Linked DNA regions of Mus musculus: regions 1 and 2 are each linked to region 3. A link is a loop called in an ENCODE intact Hi-C map of the cell type or tissue named here. Cell type or tissue: gastrocnemius. All regions are shown on one strand.

Region 1 (8,000 bases), 180 kb after region 3:
GGTAAATACAGCACAGAGATTGTCCTAGTCAAAAACCTCAATAAGCAAACACTTAAAACTCGGTGCATGAGCTTAACAGTAGTTTAGATGTGACTGGAAAAAGAATTAGTAACCAGAAAAGAAGTCATAAGGAATGTCCTGAATGAATATGAATATGAGCTGTACAGAGGAGGAGCTTGGGAAGGCAGCCTGTGGGATGAACCGTGTCCCTTCCACATGAGGGAATCTGTGTGGAAACCTGCCTTGTCTGCTCAGCACCATTGTACTGGCTAGCTTATGGATAAGTATGCACTTTTCGTAGTTCTGCAGGCTGAAGTCCAAGGTCAAGGTGCTAAAAGAACTGATGTCTCAGAGGGGAGGGAAGGCTGTGGGGTGATTGGGGAGCTAGCCTGAGAGTTCTTCCCAAGAACTGCTATTTTCAGAAGTTCTCTGTGACTCACTTCTCCCAGGGCACATGGAGCCCGTCTGGTCAATGACTTAGTGAGGGGATGGGGATGCCTGACTCCTGCTAAGGCCCCAGTAGAGGTTCTGTGGCTTCCTCACCTTGTCCATCCTGGCACCTCTCATGATGGGGTGAGGTCAGCTGTCATGAGTTCATTGTGTGGACTCAAACATTCTCCTCAGAGCACAGCTTGCCTGCGGTAGCCACGATGCATTCTTGAGCTGCCCATTCTACCTGCCCACCCAGCCAAAGTGGGATCCTGGGATTTTCTTTGTGGTTAATAGGCATTGTTACTACTCACTTGTATCTCTGTTCTTTGAATTATTTATTCACACCCTGTCTCGGGTTTTCATGTTTTATGGATTTGTGGGAGATTTAAAAATAGACAGCTCCAACAGCATAAGCACCATTTCTGAGACTTTTGCCTGTCTTAACTCTGATTTTTAATTTTGATCCTTGTTGGCACACTGCTTTACAATTATTCACAAGAAGTCGGGTTTATTTTTCTTTTTAACTTTCTAAAACTCTTTAAAACCACCACCACCACCACCACCACCACCACCCCAAACCAGTTCTGTTTTCTCCCTGGGGTGACTCTTAACCTTAGAAGAATCATTTGAGGAAACCTAACAGGAGCCAAGGAGATGCTAACCAGGAGGCTTCTACAAGCATGTTGTGCCCAACACTGGCATTGATGGTGGGAAATACCCTTCGTGAATTCAGATCCTTGATTGTCCTGAGGCAATCAATGCTTCTTGCGTCTCTCCCACTTCTTTCTTCTCTGTGTCACTTTCCCACCTCCCTCTTGAACATAAACCTCATTGAATCTCCTCTAGCACTTGCCGCAAACCACCTAGTAGAAGTTGTACATGCCCCAGGTCAGCCCTTCTGTGCTAAGACCATTGTACACCAGCTGTGCCAGTGGTCTGAACTAGATGGCTCCAAGGCCCTGGAGCACCTTGGATGTTTCATCCCACCTGAGGAATTCCCTAGGCCCCTGTTTCTGCTGCATATTGCACAGGCCGTGCAGGCAGTGAAGGTCAGGGGGCATCTAGGGTAATCCCCATGACTTTAGTAGACAGCACCCATAGTGCTGGGCTGCAGTAAGTATGGGTTCAAGGGACAATTCTTGACAGGCCAAGAACATCTAGTGACACACATAATACACCACGGTATTGTCTGAAAGAGCCAGGGAACCACCCCACATAGAGGTGAGAATTATCCCGAAATATGGCTGGTACGCTTGGGAAAGACTGTACTCTGCAAGTACTTTCTGATTGTGGATGCAGACAGGTGTTCTCTCTGTTGAGTAGAGAGCTGACATCCAAACCTAGAGTTGAGTTTTTAAAAATTCTCTCTCTCTCTCTCTTTCTCTCTCTCATATGTATATGAGTGTTTTGCCTGCGTGTGTGTGTGTGTGTGTGTGTGTGTGTATACCATGTGCATGCTTGTTGCGCATGGCATACATAGATGAAGAGGGATTCCCTGGAATTGGAGTTACAGATGGTTGTGAGCCTCCATGTAGGTTCTTAGAACTGAACCCAGATCCTCTTCAAGAGCAGCAGTGCTCTTAAACACTGAGCCACCTCTCCAGCCCCTTATCACACTCTATTAATATGTATCTACTGCTAGTGATGATTTCCTGCCAGCAGCCTGTATGCTACCTCTTACGACTATAAAGGCAAGTTAGTAGGGAGGAAGTCCTAGACTGATTTTAACAAGTCTTTCAGCCAAAGATTGTAGTTAAATCTTCAGCAATGAGGGCTTGTAGTCTAATTCTTGAATGTGACCAACAGCAGTGGCCATAGTTTTATGGTTTGTGGAGCCTAGAGGGTCTCACTAGCCAACATGTCATCCGAAGATAGCCTACCTCAGACACTGGGATTTTTATCCAAAAGTGCTATGGTTCTATGAGTGTCCTTTCCTTTTCACACAGCCTGTTTTAGTTTAAATGTGTTGACGTCTGTAGTCACTATTCTTCTAACGCAGGTGCTTTTGGGACTCTCAAGGGTTAGTATTGTATAAAGAGATCTTATAGGATGAGCATCAGGTGTGTCAGTCAGCCTTGCATTGCTTAGGTGCTATGCACCTATCTACCCACGATAGTCTCTTGCTTTGACCAATTTCAGGCAGGGCTTCCTGGGTCCATAAACTTGGCAGCTGACCCAATGAGACTACTTTCTCTAGAACTCTGAATCTGAGGCCAGGACGGATGTTACACCTTTTGAGGGGGAGGGAGGATCTTCCTGCCCTCCTATGACAATGATTCAATGTGACCAGGTTCGGTGTTTGTTCTCCTTTTCTTCTTTCTATAGGTTTACCTCCAACCACCCCCTACCTTGCCAAAAGGACGCTGGATCAGGGTTTTCTGAGAATTTCATTTTTAACGGTTACTTTTCTGAGACTCTTTCCCTTGGTAAGGTCACCCTCACGGGCACATGAGCTGTCACTCACCTATAACCCAGGTCATAATGAAGCAGGGGCTCTAGGTGAGCAGTGAGGTTTACGTGGGTGATGGAGGGCTGGGAAAGCCGCACTGTCAGGTAGATGGAGTTCTATATTGTTTTCTTTGCTGAAATCAGGGCTCTGCCAGACATTGAGGCTGCTGCTCCTAATGCTAGAGGACATTGTCCTCCGAATTGCCCAGTAAATTCTTCTCAACTCCATAGGAGTGGCCCTCCATGTCTTTTCCATAGGCCTGGGTCCCATACATTCCAAGGACGGTCCCACTATGCTTAAAGGAACAACCTGGCAGGCCAGGTTCTCCTCAATGGTACGCAAGACCTGGAACCTAATAGGATTTTTGAAGAAACAAGGACAGTGGCCTAGTAGAAAGGTCAGGTGGGCATATAGATTTGCTCAGTGGCAAGAGTAGAGAACTGACAACTCTCCCTGATGCAGCAGGTGACAGGTAGGGGATGAGGTTCTTTCCCACAGTCCCTGCACCCAAGATAGCACCACCTTCAGTGCATGGTGAATGGAGGTATCCCTCCCTCGGATACCCCCCAGCCTAGAGGTGCTTCCTTCTCAGACACCATGCGGCTGTGAGTCACAGCAGCCTTAAATTAGACCTGGAGTGGGGATTCTGACGCAGTGGGTGCAGTGGGCCTGCTGGGGAAATTTGCTTGCTCATGTTCAGAACATAGAAATACCTCAGGAATAAGGGGCAAGCTATCTGGCTATCCCAGGCAGAGGATCCAGAGTTGCGATTAAATGCCTTCCTTTAAAGTCTCTAAGAAGAGCCTCTGGGGAGATCTCCAAATCTCCAAACCTCCAAACATGCTCATCCCTCACAGACTACGAGACAAAGATCAGCTTCCTTCTGGAGTCCTACTTGCCCCTTTGATGGTCAGGGAATATTGATTTTGTTAAAATTGAATATATATATATACACACAAATATATAAACACACATACATATATCCACATACATATGCATATATCTTGTAAAAATCAGTTAATCCATATTCTCCCTTTCAAGAGCACCATGAGGTACTGTGTTTGTGTTTCCTGATGATGTTGCTGTTCAGCGGTTTTCTTTTTGGCCTCACAGAGGTATTACAGTGCCTTTTGGTACTGTTCCAAATACATATGGAACATCGTGCCCCTGTGTTTATGTGGTGTTACGAATCAAGTTTGGGGGTTAAACGAGTGGTTTACTGACCCTCTCTCTTTTATCTCCCAATTCTTCTTTGTTGGGCTTAGTGTGTGCTAATGTGAAGGCAGCATGAAATCTTTAGAGAATGAATAAAGCTCTCAAATTAACATTCATGCGTCGTCGGGGAAAACCTTGCTCACACTGCCACCGTGTGGCCATGAGGTCAAGATGCAACGCAAGCAGGGGCCACTTTCCAGGGCACTTCCTAACCTGAGCTCGCCCACTCCTTCCTTGAGGTTCTGAGAATGTGGCTCTCTGGAGCTTGCTTTCATGGTTAGTTGCAAAGAGCATGGCCCTCACGTGCAAACCCTAAACCCTGTCCTCTGGCCTGTAGCCACCCTGATATATTGTTTCCGGACAGTCGTGCCAATTAAGACCTCCAGTAAGGGTGGCTAGCATGTGTGAGAAGGAAGGAATCTTGAAGTATGTGAAAAAATCCTCGGAAGCTAAAGAAATCATAAGAAATGTCCTGCAAGAAGAACCCTTTGAATTGGCAACTAGCCGTTGGACAAACCCAACCATAAGGAAAGAAGATCGGCTTTTCTCAAGGTGAGAAAGGGAATGTGTCCGTCAATAAAGCTATAAGGTGGGATCCACCTTCCCAGGTTGGAGCTCACACCCTCCTTGAGGTCCTGGGAGCGTGGCTCTCTGGAGTTTGTTTTCATGGTTAGTTGCAAAGAGCGTGGCTCTCACATGCAAACTTTAACAACCTATCCTCTGGCCTGTGTATTCATCCTCAAGTTTGGATAAGTATTTTTCGCCAGGATTCATATAAAAAAAAAGTCTTTGAGGTAGATGGATTATATTTCCCAGCCTCTGTGCATGCTAGCCTGAGTGGCCCAAGGAATATTCAAACCCTTCCTTGCTATCCCGAGACACTGTGAGGTCCAGTACTCAGTACTCAAGCCGCAGCGTGCCCCAGGAAATAACAACTGCCGAGCTAGTACCAAAGTCCACAGTGACCAGGAAGATCTTCACTGGGATTTTCCTGTGGTCTTTACCACGGCCCCAGTGTACTGAATGCCAGAAGAGTTTTGTTCTCCTTGGAGCTCAGCAGCAACTCAGGCTCTTCACTTCAACTGAGTGCCTGGACCACACCCAGAGGAACAGAACTGGGGGTTCTGAGGCATGGCTGACACCCTGACTGAAGCAAAATAACGAAAAAAAAAATCAGAATAAGGAGCTGAAGTTTGATTACAAAGACAAAACGTTTAATACATCACAGGACAGTGCAGCTCACGTTAGTGGCATCCAGGATAAAGACAGAGGGGTACGCACCCCCTCTATATGCAAAGGTCTTCCAGAACTATGAAGACACTAGACACAAGGTGGATTTAACCCATTTAAAAACAGTCATGATATCAGTAAATATTTCAGACACAAGGCTGGAGAGATGGCTCTGTGGCTAAGAGCATAGACTGCTCTTCCAAAGGTCCTGAGTTCAATTCCAAGCAACCACGTGGTGGCTCTCAACCATCGGTAATGGAAATCCGATGTCCTCTTCCGGTGTGTCTGAAGACAGCGACAGTGCACTCACATATATAAAATAAACAAATCTTTTAAAAAATTTCAGTCACTGCTATGGACAGCACAGATTTATATAATTTTTCTGTAGAGAAATTCGCGTGTGTGCATCTGCTTTAGTTTGCTTATATTGCTGTGATAAAACACCATAATCAGCCGGGCGTGGTGGCGCACATCTTTAATCTCAGCACTTGGGAGGCAGAGGCAGGTGGATTTCTGAGTTTGAGGCCAGCCTGGTCTACAGAGTGAGTTCCAGGACAGCCAGAGCTATACAGAGAAACCCTGTCTCGAAAAACCAAAAAAAAAAAAAAAAAAAAAAAAAAAAAAAAAAAAAAAAAAAAAACAAACCAAAACCAAAATAACATAACACTCTTTTCCTGATCAGCACAGGTACTTCCTCCCAGATGATCCTAACTGTGTCAAGCTGACAACCACCACCACCACCACCACCACCACCACCACCACCACCACCACCACTACCACAGTATACCTGGGAATAACCGAAGGGGCTAATGGAAGCCAAGCCTGGTGCAGCTTGTGATCCTGAGCATTCAAAAATATTTTATTATTATTTTAAGTTTATGGATCTATGTATGTGGGTGACCACAGGAGACAGAAGAGGGTGCCAGGCCCCCTGCAGCTGATGTTATAGGAAGTTGTGAGATATCCCATGTAGGATACTGAATTTGGGTCCTCTGGAGGAGCAGAGAATGTTCATTTCTATAGCCCCAGTGGTTGGACTTTTTAAAGTTCTAGAAACTACAAAGAAGAGTTTAATGGAAGCCATGTGTGGCCACAAAGACTTCAAGCCCTACTGTGCTCTCTATAAGGGTCTGCTGCACAACAGCCTACAGGGAAGAGCAAGTTTGTCAGCATCAGCAGTGTCCCTGGACAGTCTTTGGGCAGCACTTTCTACATTAGTTAAAATAAAAGCAAGAATAAATGTCTGTCTCTGGGACATCAGGTAGTTTAGCAGACTGGCAAATTCAAGTTCTGTAATTACAGATACTGTCAGAATACAGTATTTCAGAGGAAGTTAAAAAAGGCTGTGAAGTCCCTATTGCCAGGCCAGAAAGTCAGCTCACACACAGCTTTATTCTCATTTTATTTAGAGGTTAAAAAATCATCTTAAGGTATGAATTATGTGGCATTTCCCACCAGTACCTGAAGAACCTCTATTTGGCCTCTGATGCTCCATAGTAAATAAACTCTGTCACCGCATGGAAAGCACTGGGAAAATTCCGGAATGAAGGGAGAAGGGTGGTTCTATGGGACTTTGCCTTAGTAGAGACCTGAAGGGTGCCAGAGGCTAGGGAGGTGGTAAAGTTTGTCTGTGTGGCAGGTAGCTCACACCAGGGCAGTGGGAGCAGGTTGGTAAAGAGCCTGAGTATACAGGACTGCTCAGGTGAAAGGAATGAAGAGAGGATTGGTTGGGTGAGCCCACTCCTGACTGGGAGTTCCTGCTCAGAGCCTGTTCCCTTTCTGGTCCTTGAGATCCCCTCCCCGCCCCCCAGGGCTCTAGATTCTATTTGGCCCAACGCTATCTCTTGGGGGCCAGATGACTTTCTTCTAAGACCTTTAAATTAAATTAGGCTGCTTTATTTTCCTGTCCTAGCCATAAAATTAATAAATTAACTCTGCGGGAGTCTATGGACTCTGTAAAAGTGGATAGAATAAAATAAAAATCCTACCACCAGTAAATACAGGTGGGCATGTCATACTGGGACTAGAACACACACACACAGAGACACACAGAAAGAAAGAGAGGGAGAGAGAGAGAGAGGGAGAGAGAGAGAGGGAGAGGGAGAAGGAGAGAGAGAGGAGAGAGAGAGAGGAGAGAGAGAGAGGAAGAGAGAGGGAGAGAGAGGGAGAGAGAGGGAAAGAGAGGGAGAAAGAGGGAGAGAGAGAGGAGAGAGAGAGGAGAGAGAGGGAGAAAGAGAGAGAGGGAGAGAAAGAGGGAGAGAGAGAGAGGAGTGTGCACTGCTGTTCTTTTTTTCTAAATTAACCTATTAATCAAGTGAATTTGCTTTTGTTTACTTTCCTTAAGAAGATTTGGGGGGTGGCAGAGAGCATTAGGCAAAGGCACAGTGTCTCGCCTATTCTCTCTCATGGACATCTCACATGTACAGGTGTAATTTGGGGGTATCAAGTCTTAGAAAATGCCCAATATCAAGTGAGATATTTGAACATGACCCTGGATCAATATAAATGTAGATCTAAATATTGATCCAATATGCCTTAAAAATATCAAAGATCAAATTCAGACACATGTCTTAAAAATTCCACTCAATTAGTCATACCAGGTTGCAGCAGAGCCTCATGGTCAACCTGGGCTCTGCTCAACTCCCCCTGCCACTGACTTTCTACCTAGCTTCTA
Region 2 (8,000 bases), 270 kb after region 3:
ATTCAGAGTCTAAGAGTCTCGCACAGCCATAGATAGCCTCATCAAGCCTTGTCTTTGTCTTTGTCTGATCTCTGCCACTGTATGAAGAGCTTCCCCAGTTCCTCCCCGTCTCTGCCTAATAAGTATACAACCCTCAGCTATGGGCTGCAAGAACCCATACATCTGTTGCATTGACAAGAAACAGTGAGATTGAGTCACAAAAAAGTTATCTCATGATGTTAGAAATACGTTTACAGGTTTGTATTAGGTCTCACTCATAGCTTTCTCGGGTCACATATGGCCTGCAGGCTGTAGTGGACTCTCAGGGACGCTAATGTCCTGCTGAGATGTCAGGGAGGCAACATGTTGAAGGGCCAGTTGGGAGCTGTGCTGATGAAGCATCAGGTCTGAGAGGAGGGCACAAGTAGCATCAGCTACTGTATTGGCTGGCTTTGTTTGTCCACTTGACACAAGCTGGAGTTATCACAGAGAAAGGAGCCTCCCTTGAGGAAATGCCTCCATGAGATCCAGCTGTAAGGCCTTTCTCAATTAGAGATCAAGGGTGGGAGGGCCCACTGTGGATGGTGCCATCCCTGGCCTGATGGTCTTGGGTTCTATAAGAAAACAAGCTGAGCAAGCCAGGGGAAGCAAGTCAGTAAGAAACACCCCTCCATGGCCTCTGCATCAGCTCCTGCCTCCTGCCCTGCTTGAGTTCCAGTCCTGACTTCCTTTGGTGATGAACAGCAACATGGAAGTGTAAGTTGAATAAACCCTTTCCTCCCCAACTTGCTTCTTGGTCATGATGTTTTGTGCAGGAATAGAAACCGTGACTAAGACAGCTAGTGAGACGCCTGTTTGTCTGAAGGTGCCAAAGGGTGGGCTGGCCAGTGTTCAGCACCCAGTGCAGGCAGAGGTTTATTGACAGTCTCTTGGTTTTCAGGTTTTCATTTGGCCTTTAGAGCCCACAAGGTCCAGTCAGAACAATATGTAGCTGTCCCAGGGAAAGGAACTAATGTAACTAATCTTTCTACACATCTTACTAAAAAAATTAAATGCTTTTCTGGGAAAACCAGGTCAGTAAATTAAGGCTTTAAAATTTTAAATCTAGGTAAAGTACAGTATTTTAAGACTTAAATTTTTTATCGTGGCAAAAGTAAAAATTGACCAACCAATGAAAGGAAGTAAAGTGTGCTCCCATCAGACCCCTGAAGCGTGTTTCTGCCGCATTCAGGATCCAAAGGCCTGGCATGGCCACCTGCAACTGTAGGTATGAGGTCGGAGTAACTTTGATCCTAGTGGCTAGGGCAGGACTCACCGACTCCATCTTGTCAGTGTGACCAATCAGAGGACTGGAATCTGGGGTCTCTCCAGCCTGTGTGAACTGAGGAAGCAGACCTGACACTGAAACTCCAGAAGCCACGTCCTAAGAGGTTATGTCTGCCCCTACTCCCTACTCATCCTGGAAGCTGGTGGGGCAACTTGAATCTTCTGTGCCATGAAGAGCCTCAGAGGCGTCACTGACATTGGTATGTGGTGTCGTCTCCAGAAGACAAGACTACAGCTAGTGCCCTGAAGATCAGACAAACTGCCTCACTGAGCTCTTCCCAATGACTCCAAACTGTGTACCATGAGAGTTGCCCAAGAGGTGAGCCTAGCTTCTTCCACTTCTTTCAAATAGCTACAAGTGTTTCATACAGACAGAAATCATACCCTGACCCTGGCCCTGCCTGTAGCTAGACACTAGGGTTAATGAGTTAGGCTATTCAAAGGTTTACTTATTTCTACTGGAAATGACTTCTACTGGAGAATTCTGGAAATAAAAGGATGACAAATGTCCTGTGATTGTTTATTTCTCCACCTTCAGTGAAAGGAGCCAGTTCAAGCCAGATTAGATTATATGCAAGGCAGGTTTACTGGGTAGCTACTCTCAGGTGGGTGAGTTCACTAGCCACAAGGACTAAGGCCAGGAAGGTCACCATGGGGAAAGTGGGGGAAGGGGAGAAAGAAAGGTGTGCGCGTGGTGGGGGGAGACAGAGACACACAGAGAGACAGACAGAGACAGAAAGAGAGAAAAAAAGAGGAGTAGTAAGAAGAGGAGAAGACCAAAATGTTTGGATTATATAGGTAGGAGCCCCTGGGGGAAGAGCAGCCCAGCCCCTGGGCTGGAGAGTTCAGGTTTGTGGGGCAGGGTATGACAGGTAGGGACTGAGGGATGCTGGGAGAACCAGCAGGGCAGGTCTGCTTTGATATGTAAAGTATACACCTCAGTCCCTTGTCCTGGGGCCTGAAACCAATTGTCCTGTATCACTAATACAGTGACAGGCACACACCAAGGACTGCGTGCCACATTCTTCTGACGCTAACATTATAGTTTTGAAACTTATAACTTCCCATCTTACAGCCAGGGACCGGAGGCACCCAGAGCAGAATGCCACACAGCTGAAAATGGTGGGGTTGGGCTTCACCTCTTAGCTGTCCTGTTACACATTATCGCCTCCCAAGTCCAAGAGGCAGAACTAAAGTGACCACCATGGAAGGGTGCTTACAGCCAGGCTGGTCCGGTCACCCTGGCCCAGGGTCTTCTGCTGGCTAAGTGGGTTCCTGCGCCTCACCTCCTGCTGGCTGGGCCCATCAGAAACTTACTGCAGAGTTCAGGACTGAACACTATCCGCATGTGATGTGGTGTGAATGATGAACCAGAGAACTTGCTATCGTTTGTGCTAGGTCCTATTAAGGCGCCATTTGCTCTCCCTGTGTCCTCAGACTCTCTCCCGGGCTTCAGGTTCACAGATAAGCTTATACAAACCCTTCAAAAGGCAACAGATCAAAGCACATGGTTTCTCTGCCTCCCTTAAAAATAACATTATTGCCAGGACCTCTCTTTTCAAAGTCTTGTCTGGAGGATCTCTGCTTAAACTTTCTTGCTTAGCAACTATCAGACCTAGTGCTGTGAGCACTTCTTAACGGCTATTTTAAGATCCCAGGAAAAGGCAATGGTTATCTCCTGTAGCTACCTATTGAAACTATCTCTGAATTCACAGTACTCCAAGAAAATGATAGAGGGTACCAGCAGCTACCAGGTATAATTCCTTACAGAGGACAGCAGGTTCACAGCACTCGACATCAATCACAGGGCCACAAAACACGCTAGTCTGGAATCAGTTGGTAGACTACACCAGGTGAACCTGAAGTTCAACAGATTAATGGGACTTAGAACCACAAAAAGGCATAGTGTCAAAGACCAGGAGAAACATGAACCCCAGGCCCGCTTTTTTAAAGATTTATTATATGTAAGTTCACTGTAGCTGTCTTCAGAAACCCCAGAAGAGGGCATCAGATCTCATTACGGAGGGTTGTGAGCCATCACGTGTTTGCTGGGATTTGAACTCAGGGCCTTTAGAAGAGCAGTCAGTGTGCTCTTAACTGCTAAGCCATCTCTCCAGCCCTCAGGCCCGATTTTTAATAGTGACAACCGCAAGATTTGAAAAATTGCTGGTGTCCTAGCACTCCCTGCAGAAGCCAGCATGCTCTGTTACCTTCTTTGAACTGAAAATGTACTAACCTCCTTCTGAAAGCATTAGTTTGGTGGTAATAAAGAACACTACTACTCCAGAGTGTAAGAACAGTCATGACAAATATTTTTAATTGGTATCCAAAAGACATTTCTATGTAAACAAGGTTTTCCTTGAGTAAAGACTGGGATAGTTGCTACACAAGAACATCGTTTGTTCTTAAATTGGGATTGTTGCACACCCCACAAGAGCTTTTTGGCTCAGGCAGCCTCTTAAAGCACTTACAATCTGCTGCATATGGTAACAAATGGCAGAGGCAGGAGTTTCTCTCCAAGTTTCAGGTCAACCAGGGTTACCGAGCCAGACTTTGTCTCAAGAGATAAAGCTGGCTCTGTATTCCTGCTTCATACACAGCTACTGTAACAATCCTTCTCCATCGGCAGCTCTGGTCTGATTAGATGTGAAGGAATTGGGCTATGATGTGGGGAAAGGGGGGTTCAACAAAGCCCTAAGGCCCATGGATCTTACAGAATGCTTAATGTTTATTTTTCTCTGATAAGGTGAAATGAATTTTCCATGGACACTGCTTGAAGACAAGGGCTACATTTGTCGCTGTTTATGCTTGGGGTTGGTCTTACAGAGGATAAACCAGCGCCCACGCCTCTTCACCTTGTAGCAGTCTTTACAGCGCTTCTTGATGACACCTTTGGTTTTGAAGCCCAGCGAGGGCAGCAGGGTCGGCAAGGGACGGCCACAGAGAACTGAGCGCACCTCTGCGCAGGGTTTGGCGCGTGGCAATGTCCCCAGCAGGAACGAGGAGAAGACTCGGGGCTTCACCGCGAGGCGACTCAGGTGCAGGAACGGGTCCACCACCGAAGCCACCACGCTCCGTACAAGCAGTGCGGCCATGCCGAGCCCAGACCTGGGGGAAGAGAAGCGTGGTCATCCTGTGCTGCACGTCTGCCAGTCCCTAGGCCCTCCCCTATCAAGGTTACTTGGCATCAGAGGTCAGAGCACACATGCCAGGGTTGCACTCTGGGCTCCGCGTCTCCATGTGCCCAGGCCTGCGCACTCCGGAGAAGCCGCAGATTCCGGAGGCTCACTCACGCCGGCCAGGGACCCCGCCCGCACTCCCGGCCAGCAGCTCTGGCACCACCTCTGCCTGCCCCCATGAAACCTGGGACCCACACCTGGGAAGGGGTGCCACCGGCGGAGAAGTCCTTAATCAACTTCGGGCGCCGGTTAGCGAAGCTTCCGCGTCTGCGCAGTGGAGTGGGACGCCACCGCCAGGAAGAAAGATGGCGTAAGGTCACGTGGGATGACGTGTGCTGTGCAGAGGACGACTAAGGAGCAGATAAAGCCTTCCTTGTCTCAGTATTCTTTATCCAGAATCCTGCACTCTAAGCTCTGCCTCTGCAGATGCTGGGACCAAGACCGGTGCCCATGGGAGAAGAAAAAAAAAAAAGACAGAAAAAGCAGGCTTTGACTGTAAAAGAAACTGCAAACAGTGAATATATTGGAAACAAAACAAAACCCAACATTCAGACAAAATGTACAGGTCATATGTTTACATTAAGAGACGTTCTGGCAGACATGGGAAAGGCCAGAGGAGCAAGTGCAGACACTGCTCTAGTTAAGTCCCTACCCGCGAACTAGGAAAAGCAACAAGGAACGTGGAAAGACCAACATACACCATTACTGATTTCTACAGTTAATTTCCATATATATACATGTATATATGTATATATGTGTGCGTACAGGTAATTCCTATATATAGGGCTTCTACAGTTAATTCATATACATTGGATTTCAGGTGGTTCGTAAATCTACCCATCTTATTTTTATGTATAGCAAAGTAGGTTGTCATTAAGGCTAATGTAGTTCTCTCTAACTCCCAGTCTCACCCTTCACACTAAGCACCCATAGGAATACCTTGAGTTCCAGCCAATAGATGACTGTGAGCATTCACTTCTGTATTTGCCAGAACACAGGGCCCCTAATGAAGGAGCTAGAGAAAGTACCCAAGGAGCTAAAGGGGTTGACAACCCTATAGGAGGAACAACAATATGAACTAACCAGTAAACACCGCCCCCCCCCCCCAGCTGTGTCTCTGGTTGCATATGTAGCAGAGGATGACCTAGTCGGCCATCAATGGGAGGAGAGGCCCTTGGTCTTTCTTTGGGGATTATATGCCCTAGTTCAGGGCAATGCCAGGGCCAGGAAGTGGGAGTGGGTGGGTTGGGGAGGGGGGAGGGAGGAGGGTATAGGGGACTTTGGGGGATAGCATTTGAAATGTAAATGAAGAAAATATCTAATAAAAATGCCTAAAAAAAAAAAAAAAAAAGAAAGAAAGAAAGAAAAGGAAAAAAGGACTCCAGAGTTCTAGCAATTAAAAAAAATAATGTGGGTCAGAGAGATGGCCTGGGAGTCACAAGTGCTTTCCATGCAAGTCTGTAGACCTCAGTTCAGTCCCCAGAACTCACATGGAAAAAGAGACTGGCTTCCTCCAACTTCCACATGTGCTCTGTGGCACCTGTGTATGAACTCACATGTGTGTGAACTCATACACAGACAGGGGGTGTTAGGGTTTAAATAGAGACTTAGGGCTGGAGAGATAGCTTGATGGCTAAGAGCACCTGCTACTCTTGCAGAAGACCATCATTCTGTTCCCAGCACCCACACAACTACTCAAATGGACTGTAACTTGACCTGTCTGGAGATCCTGTGCCCTTCTCTTGGTACCAGGTAACCACACACATGGCCATATATAAATGTATACACTCATACATATAAAATAAATCCTTTAAAAAGAGGGAGAATGAGACAAATCTGCAGGACAGGGTGTGGAGACATAAGCCTGAAATCCCAGCACTCCAAAGGCTGAGGCAGGAAGACAGTGAGTGCTAGGTTAGCCTGGCTTACAGAGCTTAAGGCTAGCCAGGGCATCTTAGGCCCACATTTATTGGGGCATTTTTCAACTTGGCGAGGTCTTTGTCCTTGTGTCTTAGGGCCCTCTCTGGTTACCCCTTTCGTCTTCAGACTCACCTAGTCCTTATGCTATAGCAGAGCACAGAAAGGTAGATACCAGGTCATTAACCTCCAATCCTGGCCAAGAGATCCCAAACAACACATGCTAGCTTCTGGCACTTTCTCGGAATTAGTGACCCGGCCCTGCTCTGAGTCTGGGGTCCCACCTGTCTACCTCTGAGCAAAGTTGTTCAGGCTACTTTGGGGTTTGACAGTATATGTCGTTCCAAGGGAGGTTCGGACTCAGATTCAAATGAGGCAGGAGAGGCCAAAACAGCCTTCAGAGTTACAGACTACGATTTGCATCAGGTTTTTTTCTACATAGCAGAGCTTTTCCGGACAGCTTTCCAATGCTGGGTAAACTTCCTTGCAGTCTAACTGGAAACTGAACTACTGCAGCGTTGCAAAAATGCTCAGAAATCTAACTTTCCTACACCAACATACAGGACCAGGAGAGTTGACTGCACAAACTGTTTCTTCTGCTGAACAACTTACTTCTTTACTCAAAACAAAACAGAAAACAAAAAACAAACCAACCCACGGAAAATCTGCATTTTCTCCATTGGCATAAAAGCACACACAGCGCATCTTCAGTTTCCGTCCCCCCACCCCCTGCCTTTGTCACACTAGTAACCTTTGAACACTGCGCACAGTTAAGCCGCAGCTCCGCATCCTATCCAGTTCCACCACCAGCCCCGCCAGCCGCTCAGGCATAGGACGAAAAAAGTTCCACAAGTACTCCCCGCCGACTGCTGTGCGCCTGCGCCGGCACTTGGTACGACGCGTGGGGTCAAGGGTCACCGGCAAGATGGCGGCGGTGCTGACCTTCCGCCGGCTGTTGACTCTCCCCAGGGCTGCACGGGGTTTCGGGGTTCAAGTGTCGCCGAGCGGGGAAAAGATCACGCATACCGGCCAGGTAACGGCCGCGCCCGCCATGCCTGGAACCCAAGACTGACGGTAGCAGGGAGCGCAGCAAGGTGTGCTTCTGCCAGGCTAGCGCGCGGCACTACTGGGCTCACCTTGTGCAACCCGCTGCTCCGGTTTCTAGCTGGTGGCTTTCGGTTGGGACTTGGATCTCCTCATTCTTTAGGCCATATCTTTATATTAAGTTCAATGTTTTAACAAATGATTGTTGTGTTTTGGACCCGGGACAGAGGACTGAGGTGCATATTTTACATATCAAAGGAGACCCGGCATGCAGGTTCTCCCAGCATTCCTCAGTCCCTACCTGGCGTTGCAGCCCAGGATCCTCCCTATATAATCCAGGCATTTTGGTTTCTCCCACCCTGTCTCTTTCTCCTCTCCTTGAACACACTCCCTTTCTCTCCCCCGACCCCTCCTCCTGTCCCAATGGTGACTTCTCTGGCCTCAATCCTTGGGGCCAGTGAACTCACCTGAGAGCGGCTTCCCAATAAACCTACCTTTAATATAATTTAATCTGGCTTGAATTGGTTCATTTCACCAGTGGAGAAATAGCCTATC
Region 3 (8,000 bases):
AGTGAGAGACGGGTTCATCCAGGGCGTTTGATGGCTTCTTCTCGGCTTCTATCTGTTGCTATAGGATAGAAATTGAGGCTATACTACCTGAGACCAACCTGTAGCAACAGAGTGGTCTTGGCCTCCATCTGAGAAGCCACTGGCTCCCTATACTGGCAAAATCCTACTTGGCTGTTCTAGCAACCTTGGGCTATCAGTCTCAGAGCACATTCTCCTTCCTCCTACCTGGTTCTATGAGACCATGAGGAGGCAGTACTGAAGGGTCAGCGACTGGGGCTCTAACAGGTGGCCTGCATTCCTGTCGGCTGGGGAAAGACTACCAAGAGTCAATACTAAAGCAGGTGTAAGTGAATACGGTGCAGTCTTGGAAGGAGATGCACAGGATCAGGATCTGTTGTAGATAAAACGAGACCCAGGGAGAAAACTCTGGGCAAATCAAACCCGGACGATGCGGCTAGGAAGCAGCACTACCCTATTCCCTCCTGAACAACAGCTCTCACACAGCAACAACGGCCACAGCCCACATGTAATGGTTCCTGAAGCTCCATATCCATCACAAACAAGATACCAGCCTTCTCCTAACACTACCATCACGAAGCCCTCTCCATATGCACCCAAGAAGACAGTGGAACACCACAAATAGGAAGAGGATTTTAAAATATGCTTCCACCCCTAGACTGTGGCTGCTTCCTGCAAAGCTGCCATCATTCTTATCTTGTGACTTGTCTTAGCTTCTACTCAATATGGACCCAGACAGTGAAGATCTGTTTTCTGCCATGGGTCCATGAATGATTCCCTTGCTTCCAACAGTCTTGGTCTATAGCTAAGACTGGTCTGGAACCTATGGCAACCTTCCTGTCTCTGTCTCAAGCACTAGGGTATCAGAAATGAGCCATCTTGCTTGACTGAACAACCACTTTTGTGAGTAAAATTTCCTTTGCATATAGTTTTCTACAGGTGAACAAAATATAAATAGTACCTATACCCTCCTTATAATTTTGAATTACAAGCATAAATGCCCAGGCATGCAGTCCTACACTGTGTGTGTGTACATGCATATGCCTGTGTATACATGACGACTCTCACCTGAAAGTACAGGTGAACGCTGAAGAATAACTGCCCTTCCAAGAAGGCATATACACTCACCCAAAGATGCAGAAGGCCTTGAGCGAGATAGGGAGTCTGCCTAGAGTGCTATGAATCTCCACTCATCACTAACCTCATGTACTGTATCTACAAATCCATGGGATACAATTCAAATGAAAGATAATTAATTCAAATTCCTTTAAGCTGACATTAGAAGACATGCACATAAACTCTGAACAAGAGACAGAAGCCCGCTACAGTGACCTGTTACGACTCTTACCTGTGTAGCAGACTCCCCAGTGAGCAAGTTAATTTCTTCTGGTTTGGGGATCATGTAGGTAGTCAGAGTACTGACCACATGTACCTGTTTCCCATCTTGCCAGGGTAGAATCCCAGCATGATGTAGGAAAATATATGCATACAGCGTCCCATTGTTTCTTGTTTTCTTTGGTACAGAAACATTAACTGTCCTAAAACAGAAGAGTCATTTTAAACATGCATATGTTTAGGTTCCATGCTTAGTACATAGCCCAGACAGTCCTCAAACTCAAGTTCTTCCTGCCCCAGCTTCCCAAGGAGCTGGGATTAAAGGTGTGCACCACCATCCTGTTTTACATAGTTTATACACATGTCAGCTAATCATCACTTTAGATTTACACAATCTAATTTTAGTTCAGAACTGCTAAAAATGAAACCCACCTGCCTTGTGACTTTACTGACGTCAGAACACTACTGTGTCCTAAGCACTATGAAAGTTACAACACTCCCCACCTCTGTTAGAGCCTCAGACTACAATTTGCTTTAAAAGGCATGGTGGGAACTGCTACAGAAGCACACAGGGTGTAGACTCCTCTAAAGCTTCTAAAAAGAGTTGTTTCCACTGGGGAACTAAGAGGGCTCTGAATACACAGGTGCTGTCTCTACGGACTATTCTGCTGTGGTGTTTCTGGCGGGTACAAACAGACGTGGAGCTCAGGACCAGGACCACTCATGCTTCTTCAACTTCTTCCAGGCTCTAAAATGAATGTTTCACTATCTATCCTGGCACAGGGTGATGAATAGGAGGCGGGATTTGCCCCTATAAAACTAGTGAATGGCACCAGGACGTCCAACCTCCATTTCAAGAGGATGGGCATGGGTAGTTAATAACTACCCTAGGGCCACAGGCTAATAGGCATGGACAGTGATGCACTGGGTGGGAGCTAAAGACTGGTTGGCTAGTGAGCTTGATACCTGTTGGGCAGTACAGGATCTTGATTGGATGAGCAATTTTACAAATTTTATTTGAACTTTTGCACGTTAAAATCATATGTCAAATGCTAAGCCATGTTAATTCCCAAAAGTTACTGTATATAGCTGAGCATTGAGATTTATATTCTAATGCCAAAGGTCACTTACTTGTAAGTAACAAGTGAACTAACTACTCTTACTAGGTAGGCCAATGTATCATTCCTTGGGAGACTACATGGGCTGTAGTAAACCACGCTGCCCTTAGATTGCAGTAAAAGCTACTTGCTAAGTGACAAACACCTGTTACTTTCAGCTTGACTGTTTACACAGACCCTAGACAGGAGTGCTTCTATAGGATGTCCTCACTCTACATACAATGCTATCCATGACATCCTGGAACCCATCTCTGGCAATCTGTCCCACATCCACACCTTTCAAATTTGGAATCCACATCAAAGTCTTCCACGTTCAAGATCAGGTCCACATTGTTCTCTGCACCAAGGCTGGACCGTGTGGTGGTGTAAACACTCAGCTGGAAAGAGTGAGCAAGAATGAATAGCCAAAAGGTCCTGATAGAAAACATGTAACTATTGTGAGAGGGTAGCAATCTGAGGGCTACCTCTCAGAGGGTGAGCTTGGGCAAGATGGCCTGTGTGACACTGCTGTGAACAAGGAACCTAACTGTAGAGCTGACCTGTCCGGAATTCCCACTAGAAGCAGGAAGTGACACAGGTGATAAGAGGGCAGAGCTAGCAGCCTGACTCCCATATGGCTGGAGATCTCCTGTTAACTTCCACTGGGGTCCCGTTAGGAAACACGTGTAGGGCAACTGGATCTCAGTTATAATCGGGGTAGGGCAGAGCACCAAGGGGTAACAAGAGAGCAGCAGAGAACAGAGAAGTCTCAACTCCAGCTCTCACTGCCACCTAACCAGAACATTGGACAGTGACATCAGTGATAAGGGGCAAAACTGGTAGCCCGAAACCCTCTGACCAGTGCCAGTAGGGGGTGGGTGGTAGCACCCGGCCGGGAGGCGCCTTCTTAGGGCTCCCGGACGCTCACCTGCAGTTTGGGCCGCAGGGCCAGATAGGGCTGGATGCAGTTGGAGTCACCCGAGCACGGACGGGTATAGACGATACCGTACATGACCCAGCAGGTATGCACCACGTACACCAGGAACACGCCCACCACCAAGCTGGTAAAAGAGCTGCGGCCGCTCCACATGGCGCCGCAACCTGCGGGCCGAGCGCCGCCGCCGCCCGCCGCTCACGGGAGAGCCGCTGCGCGCCACCGCCACCGCCGCGGGGAAACCAACGCGCCTCGCGCGGGCCGCCGGCCGCCCCGCATGCTCCCGATAACCCACACCCGGCGCTGGGGGATTGGCCGGATTTGCCGGCCACCGCTTCCGGGAACCGAGCAGCTGGCGGAAGTGGACGCGCACGGCCCTCTGGGAGCCAGACGCTCCGCCACGCACTCGCAACCTCACGACGACCGCACGACCGGCGCGCGCGCGTGACGTCAGCCTCTTGCGCCGTACTCCCGGCATGCCTGTGGGAGCCCAGGTCCGCCACCAACCTTGGCGGCACCCGGTTCTTGGAAATTTTTTCTTTGCGTTGCTCTTCTTAAGGCCCTGTGCAGCCTTACGGCGGCGCCCCAGGATGATGGCGGGGACGACCCTGATCCTGGCTCTTCAAAGTCTAGGGGAGCGTCCAAAAGTTAAGAAAACACGGAGGAGACTCAGGAAACTCAAATACCGATTTCTCGGGTGTGAGGTTACTGTGTTGATAACATGCAGTTCAAGATGGCCAGAAAAGGTCAAAAAGAGTTTTTACAGGTCACTTGCCCCTTTTGTCAGAAGAATAAGTTCCTTTGCGGTAATATAAATCTTAATCCTGGCTAACATGCAAAGGTAGGTTATATCTCAAGAAGATCTTTTTCCCGGACTTCCCATTACTCATTCAGATAAAACCATCTGGGTTCTTAAATTTATTTATTCACTTTACATCCCGATGTCAGCCCCTACTCTCCTCTTATCCTCTCCCCTGTCCCCTCTCCCCTTCTCATCTCAGAAGGGGGTAGGCCACTCAGATAAACCATCGGAGTCCATTAATTGTTCACTTTACGTCCTGATGCCAGCCCCTACTCTCTTCCCTACTCCCTCTCCCCTTCTCTGAGAAGGGGAGGCTCCACTGGGTACCAACCCACCCCTGGCACATCAAGTCACTGCAGGACTGGCCACATTCTCTCCCACTGAGGCCAGACAAGGCAGCCTAGTTAGGGGAACGGGATCCACAGGTAGGCAACACTGGGACAGACCCGGGTCCATTTGTTGGGGAACTTGAATGAAGACCAAGCTGCACATCTGCTATATATGTGTTGGGGTGGGGTGTAGGTCCAGTCCATGTATGCTCTTTGGTTGGTGGTTTAGTCTTTGGGAGACCCCCAAGGGCCCAGGTTAGTTGACTCTGTTGGTCTTGTGGACTCCTGTCCCCCCCAGATCTCAATTCTTGCTCCAACTTTTCTATAAGACTCCCCAAGCTCTGTCTAATGTTTAGCTGTGGGTCTCTGTATCTGTTTCAGTCAGCTGCTGGGTAGAGCCTCTTAAGAGGACAGTTATGCTAGGCTCCTCTCTGCAAGAATAACAGAGTATCAGGTTCTTCTGGCCTTCATTTTAATCTTCTTAAATATTTCTTGGTTTAGGGTATACACAGTTTCTAGAGTGAAGTGGCCAGTGCTGTGACAGCCCAGGACGATGGCCTGCAGAGATCAAGCAAAAAATGATATTTCCTGTTTTCAGAAGCTTGTTGGCTGTTGGTGCTTTTCATTAGTGACCAGCTCCTTACTCTATGGTGGCCTCAGAAACTTAAGTTTTGGAGCTCATTGTTCTCAAAACGGCATTCTCATGTTTCTCACACGTGTAATCAGAAGTGTGATTGGGCATTTTCTAAAAATGGTGCTTTTAAATAGAAGGTTTCAGAAATGGAGCACCTATTTCAGCATGAGGGTATCTTAGGGTTTCTATTGCTTCGATGAACACCATAACTGAAAGAAATTTGGAGAGGAAAGGGTTTATTATGCTTATGTATCCACATCACTAAAGGATATCAAGGAAGGTTCTGAAGCAGAAGCCATGGAGGAATGCTGCTTACTAGTTTACTCCCATGGCTTGCTCAGCTTGTTTTTCTATAGCACCCAGGATCAACAGCCCACGGGTGGCACTGCCACATTAGTCATCAATCAAGAAGATGTACCACAGACCAATCTGGTGGGGACATTTTCTCAGTTGAGGTTCCCTCTTCCCAAAAGACTTTCAACTTGTGTCAGACTGACACTAAACCTCCTAGCACAGAGCTTGGGAGGAATCACGGGGACACTGGCTTCGTCTGAACAGGTGGGGACAGGGTTTGTGGTTACAAAGACAGGGGTGGTACTTGGTTACAAACTCCTTTGGGGCTGGAGTAGGATCATTGAATCCATCTGAGACTTCTTATACTTCTACACCTTTATCAAATGGATCTCTTCTTCAGAGTCATTTATTCCTATGATTTTGTCAGCATTGCAGTGACATTTGACAGTCCTATGTCTCTGGCCTTCCCTCCAGTTGATCTCGGTGATGTAACCCTAATGAACAGGAAGCCGTCAAGCTCTTTGTAAAATTGCCTTGCTCACAGGTTACTCTTCCTATTGTCGTCAGCCCGTGGACGAACCTATGATCTTCAGTAGACTGGTGGAGTGAGGCTCTTGGCAACTACAAATGCTAGGATGAAGGGAGGCCTCAGAATTGAGTTTCAGAACCTAGGAGCTCTGGGAATTCCCACTATTTCCCAAAAGCCTAATTTTTTCATCAGGTTCCAGGTCTATTTTTATACCTGGAAGGGGCTTGGTGGCACCTTGGTCACTCTCCATTTGTGTTGTCATCCTTGCTGGCAACTTCAGCTTCAAGAGTGGGCCATTTGCCATTTGGAGTTTCACAGAGAAAGAGTCTATACAACTTCACAGATTTCCTAAGAGATTTGCTATTGTGGATCCCTCTTGGGGCCTGGTCAAGTGTTTTCACACACACCCTACCCCCACTTGGGCCCTGAACAGGAGGGAACTCCAGCTGAAGTTGCCATCCTTTGTTAAGCACCAGTTCCAGCAGGGCCCCTTGAATTTACAGTTTGTCTCTCAACATTCTTCACGGGGTAGAAACTTTTTGTTTAAATCCCAGAAACCAGTGTTCTGCCTTTGCTGGGCCCCTGCCCTCATAGCACATCCAGTCTCGGTTACCCTGGACAACTAGGTGTAATTGAAGTCTGTCTGTTCAGACATTAGGGATAATCCCCATTTCTAGCACTGACTTCAGTTTCATGAACACTGACCACACCACACCACACCACACACACCACACCACACCACACCACACCCACACCACACCACACCACACCACACACACACCACACCACACCACACCACACCACACACACACCACACCACACCACACACACACACACACCACACACACACCACACCACACCACACCACACCACATGACACCACACCACACCACACCACACCACACCACACACACCACACCATACCACACCACACCACACCACACCACACCACACCACACCACATGACACCACACCACACCACACCACACAGAGGGGGGTGGAGAGAGAAAATAAATATTTTAAAAGGAGTACTGGAGAGTCAAAGTAGTAAAATTGAGACAGATTTACTTTTGGTTCTGCAGAAGCCATAGATCAGCCCAGACAAAATGGCTGGCATATAGATTCCATGCAAAGCAGTGGTTTTTATGTTCCTAATCACATTATTTTTTTAAAAAAGATTTATTTATTTTATGCATATGAGTACACTGTAGCTGTCCTCAGACATATCAGAAGAGGGCTTTGGATCCCATTACAGATGGCTGTGAGTCACCATGTGGATGCTGGGAATTGAACTCATGACCTCTGAAGGAGAAGCCGGTGCTCTTAACCACTGAGCCATCTCTCCAGCCCTCCTAATCACATTCTTATTACCCCAAAATTTCTCATTGAGTTCTTCATGGAGGTACAATGACATGGTATCTAGTATCGTTCCCTTTCCAAGTTCCTCATTTTGTTGGTTCAGAACACAAAGCCTTATCTAGTGTATTTCCTATGCCTCAAGTTTCCTCCTTTTCTGATACGTGGTCTCAGTCATGTAATATACTGCCTGAGACATTTCAACCCGCAGATGAACAATTCTCACAGAGAAGAGAAGATACTATATATCATGGATCTGTAAGAGCATGTACTGCTCTTGCAGAGGATCTGAGGTAAGTTCTCGGCAATCACAGCCCTCTCCCTCCCAGTCCCCCCTCACACACGCATATGTGTGTGTGTATATATATACACATATACATACACACCTACATATTTATATATGCATGTATGCTATATCCATGTTAGCAGGTGATACATTTAGCTTTTAAATGTCTTATCAATTCTTTTACTTAGAGTCCCTTAGAACATTCCAGAAAACATGTTCAGGAAAAAAAATTACCTGAACCTTTTTGTTTGTGTTCAGTGTGAACTCTGACAGTGACATAGTGATAATGCAGGATGGTCGGGGAAGTGCTAACTCAAGACACTTGTCCTTTTGTGAAATCCTGGGCCATGATCAGAACACAGGGAGCTGGGATGGCTTTCCCATGA

What was found. A loop is a pair of places that touch in the nucleus more often than their neighbours do. Peaks named below come from ENCODE experiments on the same cell type or tissue, not always from the same donor. Only the 100,000 strongest peaks of a DNase experiment are listed, where the experiment ranks them.
Region 1: it touches region 3 in a loop (2.7-fold over the local background); 14 of 42 quality-filtered maps call a loop at or near these places.
Region 2: it touches region 3 in a loop (2.2-fold over the local background); 13 of 42 quality-filtered maps call a loop at or near these places.

What each region holds. Positions count from the first base shown.
Region 1 is chr13:73,422,279-73,430,278 of GRCm38, reverse strand. No RefSeq gene overlaps it. Among named protein-coding and RNA genes, the nearest start is that of Lpcat1, 41 kb to the left of the region's middle. In gastrocnemius, a CTCF peak has its summit at 4,259 (motif pointing left); a DNase peak (open chromatin) is centred at 4,260; H3K4me3 peaks cover 261 bases; H3K27ac peaks cover 468 bases.
Region 2 is chr13:73,327,773-73,335,772 of GRCm38, reverse strand. It overlaps Ndufs6 (NADH:ubiquinone oxidoreductase core subunit S6), which reads left to right and starts at 7,291. Exons shown (of 4, transcript NM_010888.2): 1 at 7,291-7,434. The coding sequence starts at 7,327. Mrpl36 (mitochondrial ribosomal protein L36) reads right to left here and starts at 4,764. Exons shown (of 2, transcript NM_053163.1): 1 at 4,682-4,764; 2 at 3,595-4,413. The coding sequence starts at 4,400. The coding sequence ends at 4,092. In gastrocnemius, no CTCF peak of the experiment used is centred here; DNase peaks (open chromatin) are centred at 4,755 and 7,288; H3K4me3 peaks cover 3,364 bases; H3K27ac peaks cover 4,202 bases.
Region 3 is chr13:73,599,778-73,607,777 of GRCm38, reverse strand. Clptm1l (CLPTM1-like) reads right to left here and starts at 3,776. Exons shown (of 17, transcript NM_146047.2): 1 at 3,379-3,776; 2 at 2,748-2,848; 3 at 1,367-1,556; 4 at 1-58. The coding sequence starts at 3,540. In gastrocnemius, no CTCF peak of the experiment used is centred here; DNase peaks (open chromatin) are centred at 3,804 and 4,574; H3K4me3 peaks cover 2,192 bases; H3K27ac peaks cover 1,881 bases.